Linked DNA regions of Homo sapiens: region 1 is linked to region 2. The links are chromatin loops, found by intact Hi-C in ENCODE. Cell type or tissue: CD4-positive, alpha-beta T cell. All regions are shown on one strand. Each heading gives the region's core, and the rest is flanking DNA. Links, peaks and the distances in the headings are about the cores only. Region 1 overlaps BSN-DT (BSN divergent transcript). Region 2 overlaps BSN (bassoon presynaptic cytomatrix protein).

The links. A loop is a pair of places that touch in the nucleus more often than their neighbours do. Peaks named below come from ENCODE experiments on the same cell type or tissue, not always from the same donor. Only the 100,000 strongest peaks of a DNase experiment are listed, where the experiment ranks them.
Region 1: it touches region 2 in a loop (7-fold over the local background); 4 of 110 quality-filtered maps call a loop at or near these places.

What each region holds. Positions count from the first base shown.
Region 1 is chr3:49,546,223-49,551,605 of GRCh38, forward strand. BSN-DT (BSN divergent transcript) reads right to left here. Exons shown (of 3, transcript NR_038866.1): 3 at 3,084-5,220. Among named protein-coding and RNA genes, the nearest start is that of BSN-DT, 5.5 kb to the right of the region's middle. In CD4-positive, alpha-beta T cell, for the core only: no CTCF peak of the experiment used is centred there; no DNase peak of the experiment used is centred there; H3K27me3 peaks cover 190 bases.
Region 2 is chr3:49,600,579-49,605,961 of GRCh38, forward strand. The region is part of intron 1 of BSN (bassoon presynaptic cytomatrix protein); the gene reads left to right. Among named protein-coding and RNA genes, the nearest start is that of BSN, 49 kb to the left of the region's middle. In CD4-positive, alpha-beta T cell, for the core only: no CTCF peak of the experiment used is centred there; a DNase peak (open chromatin) is centred at 2,693; H3K27ac peaks cover 1,538 bases.

The DNA.
Region 1 (5,383 bases), core at 142-5,141, 54 kb before region 2:
ATGCTTTTTCTTTCCTTTTTTTTTTTTTTTTTTTGAGACAAAGTTTTGCTCGTTGCCCAGGCTGGAGTGCAATGGCATGATCTCAGCTCACCGCAACCTCTGCCTCCTGGGTTCAAGCAATTCTCCTGCCTCAGCCTCCCAAGTAGCTGGGATTTCAGGCATGAGCCACCACGCTGGGCTAATTTTGTATTTTTAGTAGAGATGGGGTTTCTCCATGTTGGTCAGGCTGGTCTCAAACTCCCGACCTCAGGTGATCTGCCTGCCTCGGCCTCCCAAAATGCTGGGATTACAGGCGTGAGCCACCGCGCCCAGCCAAGAATGCTGTTTCTTTACAAACAAATCTAGATTGGTAAAAGAAGGAATATCCAAACTTAGAAAGATTGCAGAACGTCTACGCAAACAACCCGCCAATGACTTTTTCAGTTCTTTCCTCCCTTGGGTACTCCCTTTCATCAGTCCTTTCATTGTTTTTACCCTGCTTGATAAATTGTTGTCTTTTTGTTTTTTTTTTTGAGATGGAGTCTTGCTCTGTCCCCCAGGCTGGAGTGCAGTGGCCCGATCTTGGCTCACTGCAAGCTCTGTCTCCCAGGTTCACGCCATTCTCCTGCCTCAGCCTCCCAAGTAGCTGGGACTACAGGCACCTGCCACCATGCCCGGCTAGTTATTTGTATTTTTAGTAGAGATGGGGTTTCTCCGTGTTAGCCAGGATGGTCTCGATCTCCTGACCTCGTGATCCACCCGCCTCGGCCTCCCAAAGTGCTGGGATTACAGGCATGAGCCACTGCGCCCGGCCACTAAATTGTTTTCAAAAGTTCATTTTAGAAAGAGTTACTTCAATTGCTCAGGCCACCACAATGGGACATATAAAGGTGGCATTCCTGCCACAGAAAGAGTGAATGACTTCATCACCAGAGGAAGGCTACCTCCCCCCACACCATCACCCCTAAACCAGCAGGAAGCAGTCAGAACGAGTAGCTACCCCTCTGCTAAAAACCCTATCCAAAGAGATAATTAAAACAAAGAGGGGGAGAATATGAGGACTAACAATAGTTATGCCATTTTACAACCTTGGCTACTGTGTTCTCAGAAACAAAGCAAATGTCAACCCTGCCTATAGCTTCAACAGAGCATAACAGCCCTAACTACATCTACCCCCAGCTGGAAAAGTCCGCAACAGTCCCAGCCAGCCAGCACTTCCCCAACCCCTCCCCAGTAGAAACTTTATTATAAAAGCCTCAGCTTGTAATCGATCAGGGTCTCAGGCAGACTCCTGACTGGGACGCCTCGCAGGCTTATTCCTGTAAATAAACCTGTTTGGCTGTTGAGTTTCCTCCTGTCTCTTGCTCTCTTCCTATGCATCTTCCTAACAGTTTCCTGGGGGATGCTGAAGATGTGTATTCCTGGACTTCTTTGAGGAGCACATGGTATGCTTGGGGCAGGGGGTAACTCTGCCTTCCTGTGTCCAAAGTAATGATTAGAATGCATATGAGAGGCTGAAAAGGTACTGAGTGTGACCCCAGTGGCTCTGACTCAGCAATCACTGTGCCCCAAACCCTGCCCTGGGTTCAGGCAGCACATGAGCTTACTCCTGGAACTCCATCCTCCTCAGAGAGGCTCATGATCATGCAGGGCTAGGAGACGAATGTGCCAACCCTGTGAGCCCCAAGAAGATCCCTGGAGCAGAGCTGGAGATGGAAGGTGGGCCTGGTTGGAATCTCAGCTGAATATGTGACCTTTCTTGTTCTCTTGGTAGCAGATGATGTCCCTTGCCCAGCCTTAAAAGGAATTTTCAGTCTGTACTGTCAGCTCATTGTCAGAAAGACTGCCTTCTCAGAAAGCTGATGTCCATGCCAGGCCTTCCAGCTGGAGGGGTTTTTTAATACATACATAGCTGTGGTAACCCAGATGTGGCTACCTGACTGATACCTGCTACCACCCAGCCCAGAACCTGGAGGAGCCAAGAGGGGTTCTCCTCAGACAACCCTGATGCCTGAGTATGATTTTAGTGCTCATGGCCTGGCCTGGTGATGCTGTGACTACACCCACCACTATAGGGCAGGGTAGTGGTCCTGTACTGAGGGCCAGAAGTCAAGCTCTCCAGGTTCAGGGCCTGGTTTGAGCAGCAGACAGGCAAAGACCAGACTTCGAGATCACAAGCTCAGTGAGGGCAGAAGAGTTTAGCAGTCTTGGTTTCTGCTGTATCCTGTGGGCCTGGCACAGTGCTGTCCTCATCCTAGAGCTCAAAAAGTGCCAATTTTTTGTTTGTGAGACAGAGTCTCACTCTATTGCCCAAGCTGGAGTGCAGTGGCACGATCTCAGCTCGCTGCAACCTCTGCCTGCCAGTCTCAAGTGATCCTCCCGCCTCAGCCTCCTGAGTAGCTGTGACTACAGGCTTATGCCACCACACCTGGCTAATTTTGTATTTTTTGTAGAGATGGGTTTCACTATGTTGTTAGGCTGGTCTTGAACTCCTGGGCTCAAGCCATTTGCCCACCTCAGCCTCCCAAATTACTGGAATTACAGGCATGAGCCACCGTGTCTGGCACTATGGACCTTTCTCCTTGCCACAAGGCTCTTGCTTCACTATCAGGGACTCATTCCCTACCCCATTCTATCTTTCCTGGAAGGCAGAAGCTTTTCCAGTGGCTTCTGGGAGCTCCCTGGGCACTTGGTAAAGATGATAGAACAAACAAGCCCCTACTACAATCCATTCTGATTAGGACAGAGATAGAGCTCAGTGGAGAGAGTGGCTATGTCCCGTGGCCTGAGATTCCTGATGGTAAAGGGTGATTCTCAGAAGTGTCCTTGGGTTTGCAGTAGAAGAGCCACAGAGGAGTCGGGAGGTAAGGACCTCTCTGAGAGACTTCCCTAAAGACATGCAGAACTGAGTCTGATGGAGGGGCTGAGCAAGCTGCTCTTTCCCATGAGCAGTCAGAGTCATGCCTGAACCACTGTTGGCTGGGGTAGGACATGTGGGCTGGTCAGGAGAGGGCATAAGTGCATGACTTTCCACCCGGGCCTGTTCTCCCCCAATCTATGAAACAGACATGGGTGGGGGACATGATCACAATAGAGATTCTGGTGACATTTTCTGTAGTTTATTGGAAATAATTTGTGTGCCTATCACTCTCTTCCTGCAAACAGAACTCCTCAAGGGCAGGTCTCACAGTCTTCTCCAGGCCTGGCACTGAGTAGGAGTCAGGTATGCACTGGCCAAAGGAGGATGACTGCCTGCATGCATGAGATAGGCAAAGCCAGCCCAGAGGCTTGTCTAGGGGAACACAAAGGAACAAGGGATGCAGGATGTTTTTTTCTTTTTTTTTTGAGATGGAGTCTTGCTCTGACGCCCAGGGTACAGTGCAGTGGTGTGATCTCGGCTCATTGCAACCTCCGCCTCCCGGTTTCAAGCGATTCTCCTGCCTCAGCTTCCTGAGTAGCTGGGAGTACAGGCGCCCGCCACCATGCCTGGCTAATTTTTGTATTTTTAGTAGAGACGGGGTTTCATCATCTTGGCAAGGCTGGTCTCGAACTCCTGACCTCGTGATCCGGCTGCCTTGGCCTCCCGAAGTGCTGGGATTACAGGCGTGAGCCACCACACTCGCCTGGGATGCAGTATGTTTTGACTTGGATGCTTATGACTTGGAGGAACCATGTCTTCATTATTTTTTCTTGTCATAACAAGCCTTCAGAATCATGTAACTCTAATAGCAATGGGCCTTAATTAGCTTTCTTGGGAGCAATGCATGGGCAGTGGGGTTAGGCTGGTGGCAAACATTTCTGACAATTTTTTACCGCCTTTTTTTCATATAATGCAAGCAAAGAGTTGCCAGTTGCAACAGCAAAGGAATTATGTAGGCAAGGCATCAAGCAAATTCTGTACCTTCCAGCCTTATTCCTTTCTCCTGCTTTACCAAGGGCCATGGCCAGCTTAAGACCTCAGTATACAATTGAGGTTGTCCAGGCCAGCCCAGGTAGGCTGCTGAGCAGAACGAAGATACAATCACTTGTTTGTAGCCTCATGCCAGCTTAAGGCTCGCTTAGGGAACCACCTTATTCTCTATGTTAGTGGGCAGTGCCAACAAATCTCAGCCAGGAAAGAAAGCCTCTGTTTCTTTGGGCTTCCTTCCTTCCTCTTCAGTTCTGTTTCTCTCTCCCAAAGAAGGAGTGGGGCAGGAAGCCAATTTCCTGAGTTGCTTTTCATTGGGAAGTGAGACAGGCCTCAGCAGCACTTTAGCAAAAAGAAGGGTGCAGAGTTCAAGGAGCCTTGTAGGCAGGAGACAGGTCTCTCAGCCTCTCTGGAATAGTCCAAAGTCCATGGCATTATATCCTCTAGATACAGCCTGTCCTGTGTCATCCTTCTCTATTGTCTTCCTCCTCTGATCTCTCTAATGCCTACTCTTGCCTGCAAAGTTTGCCATTCTTCTTCACCCCCATAGACATCTTCATCTTTGGATCTCGTGCCTCCCCACGGAGGCTGCCATGCTGAAAGGATCAGCCCAGGGTAAACTGGACTTATGGGGAAGCAGGGAAGAGTCTGAGCTCTACCCCTTCTCCCTTTCTTGGGGATGACCGGCATGATGCTTTGCCTACGGCACAACTACACCTCTGGGTGTAGTTCCTGAGGTCCTGTCATCTCTTCATTCTTCCACGATTTGCCTTCTGGTGACTAATCATTTCTACTAATCCCAGCAGTGAGTTGGCTCTGATTGGGCCTTTTCCCACATGGATTTTTTTGTTTAGTTTTGTTTTTTTGAGACAGGGTCTTGCTCTGTCACCCAGGTGGGAGTGCAGTGGCACCATCACAGCTCACTGCAGCTTCAACCTCCCAGGCTCAGGTGATCCTCCCACCTCAGCCTCCCGAGTAGCTGGGACTACAGGTGCATGCCACCACACCCAGCTAGTTTTTGTATTTAGTAGAGAAAGGGTTTCGCCATGTTGCCCAGGCTGGTCTTAAACTGCTGAGCTCAAGCAATCCACCTGCCTTGGCCTCCCAAACTGTTGGGATTACAGGAGTGAGCCACTGTGCATGGCCCTGGATGGCTTTTTGTTGTTGTTGCTGTTTTTTCTGATTCCATTTTCCCTCTGGTCTTCTACAAGTGTCTGAGAACATAGGCTGGAGAAGCAAGCTGGCACATGTCTGTTGGTTCCATTTAGGCATGTGGATTGATTGTCCTCTCATCTGGCCATCTCCAAAATGGCTGCCATGTGTCACATGTTATGCTGAAGTGGGAAGAAGATATTTCAGCAAGTGAAGCTTAGGGGACTGGGAAACTCCTGCAGGGTCTCTAGGTCTATCCTGTCCCTGGTGGGGCAGCAGTTGGACCCAGGAGGACATGATACTTGACACACCACACAGCTGGCTTGCATAAACTGAAAGATTTGT
Region 2 (5,383 bases), core at 248-5,247:
CACAGGATTTTGGGACCAGCATAGGCAACACAGTAAGACCCTGTCTCCACAAAGGTAAAAATAAAAATAAAAAAAATTAGTCGGTTGTGGTGAAGCGTGCCTGTAATCTCAGCTGCTCTGTAGGCTGAGACAGGAGGATTGCTTGAGCCAGGGAGGTCGAGGCTCTAGTGAGCTGCAGTCATGTCACTGCACTCCAGTCTGGGTGGCAGAGCAAGACCCCATCTCTAAAAAATAAATAAGTAAATAAAGGTGGCAGAGGAACCCTTGAAGATTGCTGAGGTTTGTTAAGGAAATTCTTCTGGCTCCTGTGTATGGCATGCATGGAGGAGGGGAGCCTGTAGCCCTGGGAATGAGTGGAGGCTGTAGTCATAACCCAGAGGCCTCATCTTGGAGCCAGTGACAGAGGTGACTGAGACAGAAGAATGGCCCCCCAGGAATGAGGAAGGAGTAGGTGAGGAGCCATCCCCAAGGCTTAGTCAAGGCAGGGCAAGAAGCCCCAGTTTTTTATCCTTAGCTCCTGCGATATGGTCAGTGGCCAGTGGTAGATATCAGCTCTCTCAGAGAAACCCCTCTAGGGGAACAGACAGGAGAACTGGTTCTCCAAGAGGAAGGCAAGTAGGGAGTGCCCTGGGCTCCAGAGAAAGGCAGCTAGTGGCTTAGAAATATGGCCAGAAAAACTGGAGGGACAGAGTAAGTGGTCTGCAGTGCAGGTGGCAATCGTTAGAGCCACCTGGATGTCACATGTGAGACCTTCCCCTATAAGGTTGTGCAGGAGTTAAGGAGGTTCTTGTACTTCTGGGCGTGACAGCATCCCATGTGCTCAGCTCTCCCTTCCTTTCCAAGGTTTCATGGGGTGTACCAGTGCCTGGAAGACTGGAGAGACCTGAATAAGAGCATGGCTTCTTTGAGGTTCGTCTTCTGAGTATAGCACCTCCCTCCAGTGCCAGCTTGTGGCTCTGTGTCTTGGCCAAAAAGTTGAGGGTGAAGCCAAGTCTGGCAAATAGAGCCCAAGGCTTGGGTGGGAGGACCAGGAGCTGATTTCTCTGGAGGCCGTCATTCTTACTGAAGCTGCTCCATGGTGTCGCTTTCAGAGTGAAGGCTGATTTTGAGTGTAACCTGGTTTATATCCAGTCTCAGAATGACACCAGAACAGTTTTCCAGTTTTTGTATGTATCACTAGCATGGTTTGCTTCTGAAGTATTTATTCTTTTATTTTTCAAAAGGAGGTAGTTATTAGATTTCTGAAAACTGTAGGATTTGTTTAAATGAGTCACAGCATTTGGCTGAAATAGAGAGGACTCCATCTGTTGCTTTTGCGTGGTCCCCAGTTCTGTTCTATGACTGAGCTATAAGAGAAGCAGGAGAACTTGGTGTTCCCTGAGCTCACCATCACTGGCCCTGCCTGTCTGACACAAGCCTTGCCCTAGTAGAGATGTGGGAAAGTGGGCCCTGTTTCCTGAGAGCCTCTCTACTTGGGACCCCTTTAATTAGCCTACTGTGTTTGGGTGAGTTGGGGTAGGGGCTGGAGCCAAGGGCTCCTCATCCACTGAACTCCACCAGCTCTTTCCTTGGAGTGCCCTTGAGTTTGCCCCTTGGATCAGAAAGAGGAACATCCATTGCAGGGTGATTTCCTCAGGTCCTCTTGACCTGCTGTGCTCTGATGCTCTCCTCTGTGTCCCTGGGGCAGCAGGACAACTCATTCTGACTGAATTCGCCCCAGGGCAACTGGCAGTGCCTCAGGTCAGGAAGGGTCATGGAGCATGAAACAATACAAGGGAAAGGGCACCAGCTGGGGGAAGGAGAGACCTAGGTACCAATCCTTGCTCTGCCTTGCTCTGCCTTATATGTGTCACTTCCTCTCTTTAAATTTTTTTTTTTTTTTTTTTAGCCAGAGTCTCACTCTGTCTCCCAGGCTGGAGTGCAATGACACTGTCTTGGCTCACTGCAACCTCCGCCTCCTGGGTTCAAGTGATTCTCTTGCCTCAGCCTCATGAAAAGCTGGGATTACAGGCACACACCACCACGCCCAGCTAATTTTTGTATTTTTAGTAGAGATGGGGTTTCACCATGTTGGCCAGGCTGGTCTTGAACTTCTGACCTCAAGTGATCCATCCGCTTGGCCTCCCAAAGTGCTGGGATTACAGGCGTGAGCCACTGCAGCTGGCCCTCTCTTTAAATCTCAATTTCCTCGTCTAGACCTCCAGTGCAGTGCTGTTATGAGGATGATTAACTGATGGGTGTAAAATGTCTGTCGCATGCTAAGAAACGACCAGTTTCTGATCTTCTCCCATAGTCTGGCCTCCTCTCTTCTGCACACTCTGCCCCTTCTTCAGATCACGCTCATGGGCAGAGTGAAGGGAGAGGTGTGCTGTGAGTCAGGGCATGGCACGGAAGATGCTGACATCCCACGCAGCTCCCTGCAGTGTTGCTCCTGGCACTTCATGCTTGGCCAGCAGATTCAGCCTGACCCACTTGGCCATACCTGCCTCTCACTGGGCAGCTGGGGCCTGGTCTTCCACATCTGTGGCCAGGGCTGGGCCCCTCAAGTCATGCCCCTCCACTGCTGGCCCCTCAAGGACAACCAGCCTGGAAACTTGAGGGCCGCAGGTCCCACCCTGATGCCTTCCTGCTTTGCGCTAGGCCTGGGGAAAGCCTCTGAGCTGTCACAGGAAGTGTGCTTGCCTCTGTGACTCACCCACCTCTTGTTGGTGGTTGCTACCTGGCTACTGTGGAACCTAGGTAAACTGTTCCTCCTATGGGGCCAGTTGAAGTGGTGGTGAGCAGATGTCACCAGCCTTGCCCAATTCCTTCTTTGGTTCCTGACTTCTTAGGGTGTATCTTAGGAGTTGCCTGCTGAGGTTGCCACCCTAGGCAGTGTAGGCCTGTTAGATTATACCATGATTATTGAATGAGCAAATGACTGGAGCTTTGTCTAAGAGGGCCCTCATGTATGAGGAGTGCTGAGTAGACCCTATGGGTCAGGAAGAGGATGAAGGTCTGCAGGTTTGTGGGTGTGTTAGGTGAAGCCTACCTCATGGTAGGAACAAGGTGAGGATCTCTGCAGTCCATTAGAAGGGTTCTCTGATCTTACACGGGGATTCTCTCTTTCTCTGTGAATTCACATCATATAAAATTAACCAATTTAAAGTGAACAATCCAGTGGTATTTAATGCATTCACAATATTATGCAACCATCACCTCTATCTAGTTCCAAACCATTTTTGCCACCCCAAAAGAAAACCCCACACTCATTAAGCAGTTGCTCCCCATTTTCCCCTCCCCTTCTAACCACTAGTCTGCTTTCTGTCTCTATGGATTTATCTATTTTGGATAGTTCATATAAATGGAATCATAAAATAGGTATCCTTTTGTGCCTGGCTTCTCTTACTTGGCCTAATGTTTTTAAGGTTCATCCACATTGTAGTATGCATGTATCAGTACTTCATTGCTTTTGTTTTATCTTGTTTTGTTTTATTTATTGTGGTAAAATATATGTCACATAAAATGTACCTTTTTTTTTTCTTCTAAAGAGATGGGGTCTCACTATGTTACCCAGGTTGGCCTTCAACTCCTGGGCTCAAGTGATCCTCCTGCCTCAGCCTCCTGAGTAGCTGGGACTACAGGTACATGCCACTGTGCCCAGCTCAAAATGTGTCATTTTAACCATTTTTAGGTGTACAGTTCAGTGGTATTAGATACATTCACATTGTTGTTTAGCCATCACCACCATCCATCTCCAGAACTTTTTCATCATCCCAAACAGAAACTCTGTACCCATTGAACAGTAGTAACTCCCCATTTTCCCCCAGCTCATGATAACTACTGTTTTAGTTTCTATCTCTATGAATTTGACAATTCTAGGTACCTCGTGTAAGTGGAATTCTACAGTATTTGTCCTTTTGTGACTGGCAAATTTCACTTATCGTTTCTTGAAGGTTCATCCATATTGTAGCATGTATCAGAATTTCCTTCCTTTTAAGGGTCGAATAATACTCCATTGCATATATATAACACACTTTTTTTACCCATTCATCTATCAGTGGACATGGTTGCTTTCACCTTTTGGCTAGTGTGAATGATGCATAGATTCTTGAGTACTGCAACAGCCTGGTGGACAGCTGGAGCAGGGACATACATTTGAGCACTGGACAAGATGCTGAGGTTTCAGAATGGGTCCAGGAACACAGTCTGCTCCCATTTCCCAGGCCTCCCACACCTACATCCCCCACCCCTCCCCATATTTCCCCTGACTACACCCCTTCAGCCACACTGGCGTGCTTGCTGCTCCCTACCTGCAATCCACAACCCCGCCTCAAAGCCTAAGACCCTGTCATTTCTTCCTCTGGGATGTCCTTCCCAGGGCCTTGGCATGGCCTCTCCCAATATATTAATATTTGCAGGCTGGGCGCGGTAGCTCACGCCTGTAATCCCAGCACTTTGGGAGGCTGAGGTGGGCAGATCACCTGAGGTCAGGAGTTTGAGACCAGCTTGGCCAACATGGTGAAACCCCATCTCTACTAAAAATACAAAAATTAGCCAGACATGGTGGTGGGTGCCTGTAATCATAGCTACTTGGGAGGCTGAGGCAGGAGAATTGCTTGAACCTGGGAGGTGGAGGTTGCAGTGGAGACCATGCCATTGCACTCCAGCCTGGGCAACAAGAGCGAAACTCTGTCTCAAAAAAATATATATATACATATATATACATATATATTTTATATATTATATATTATATTATATATATATATTTATAAATATATATAATATATAAATATATATTTATAAATATATATTTAATATATAAATATATATTTTATATATTTATATAATTTATATTTTATATTTATATATAATATATATTATATATATTATATAATATATATTATATATAATATATATTATATAATATATATTATATATAATATATATTATATAATATATATATAATATATAATATATATTATATATATTTTATATAATATATATTATATATTATATATATTATATATTTATATATAATATATATTATATATTATATATAAATATAATATATATTACATATATGTAATATATATTATATATAATATATATTACATATATGTAATATATATTATATATAATATATATAAAATATATAACATATAAATGTATATAATATATAAATATATATAATATATAAATATATATAAAAATATATATAATATATAATATATAAATATATTTATATATATAAATATATTTTGTATAAATAGATATAAATATATATATTTATATATAATATATTTATATCTATTTATATATAGATATAAATATATTTATGTCTATATAAATAGATATAAATAGATATAAAATCTATTTATATATAAATATATATAAATATATA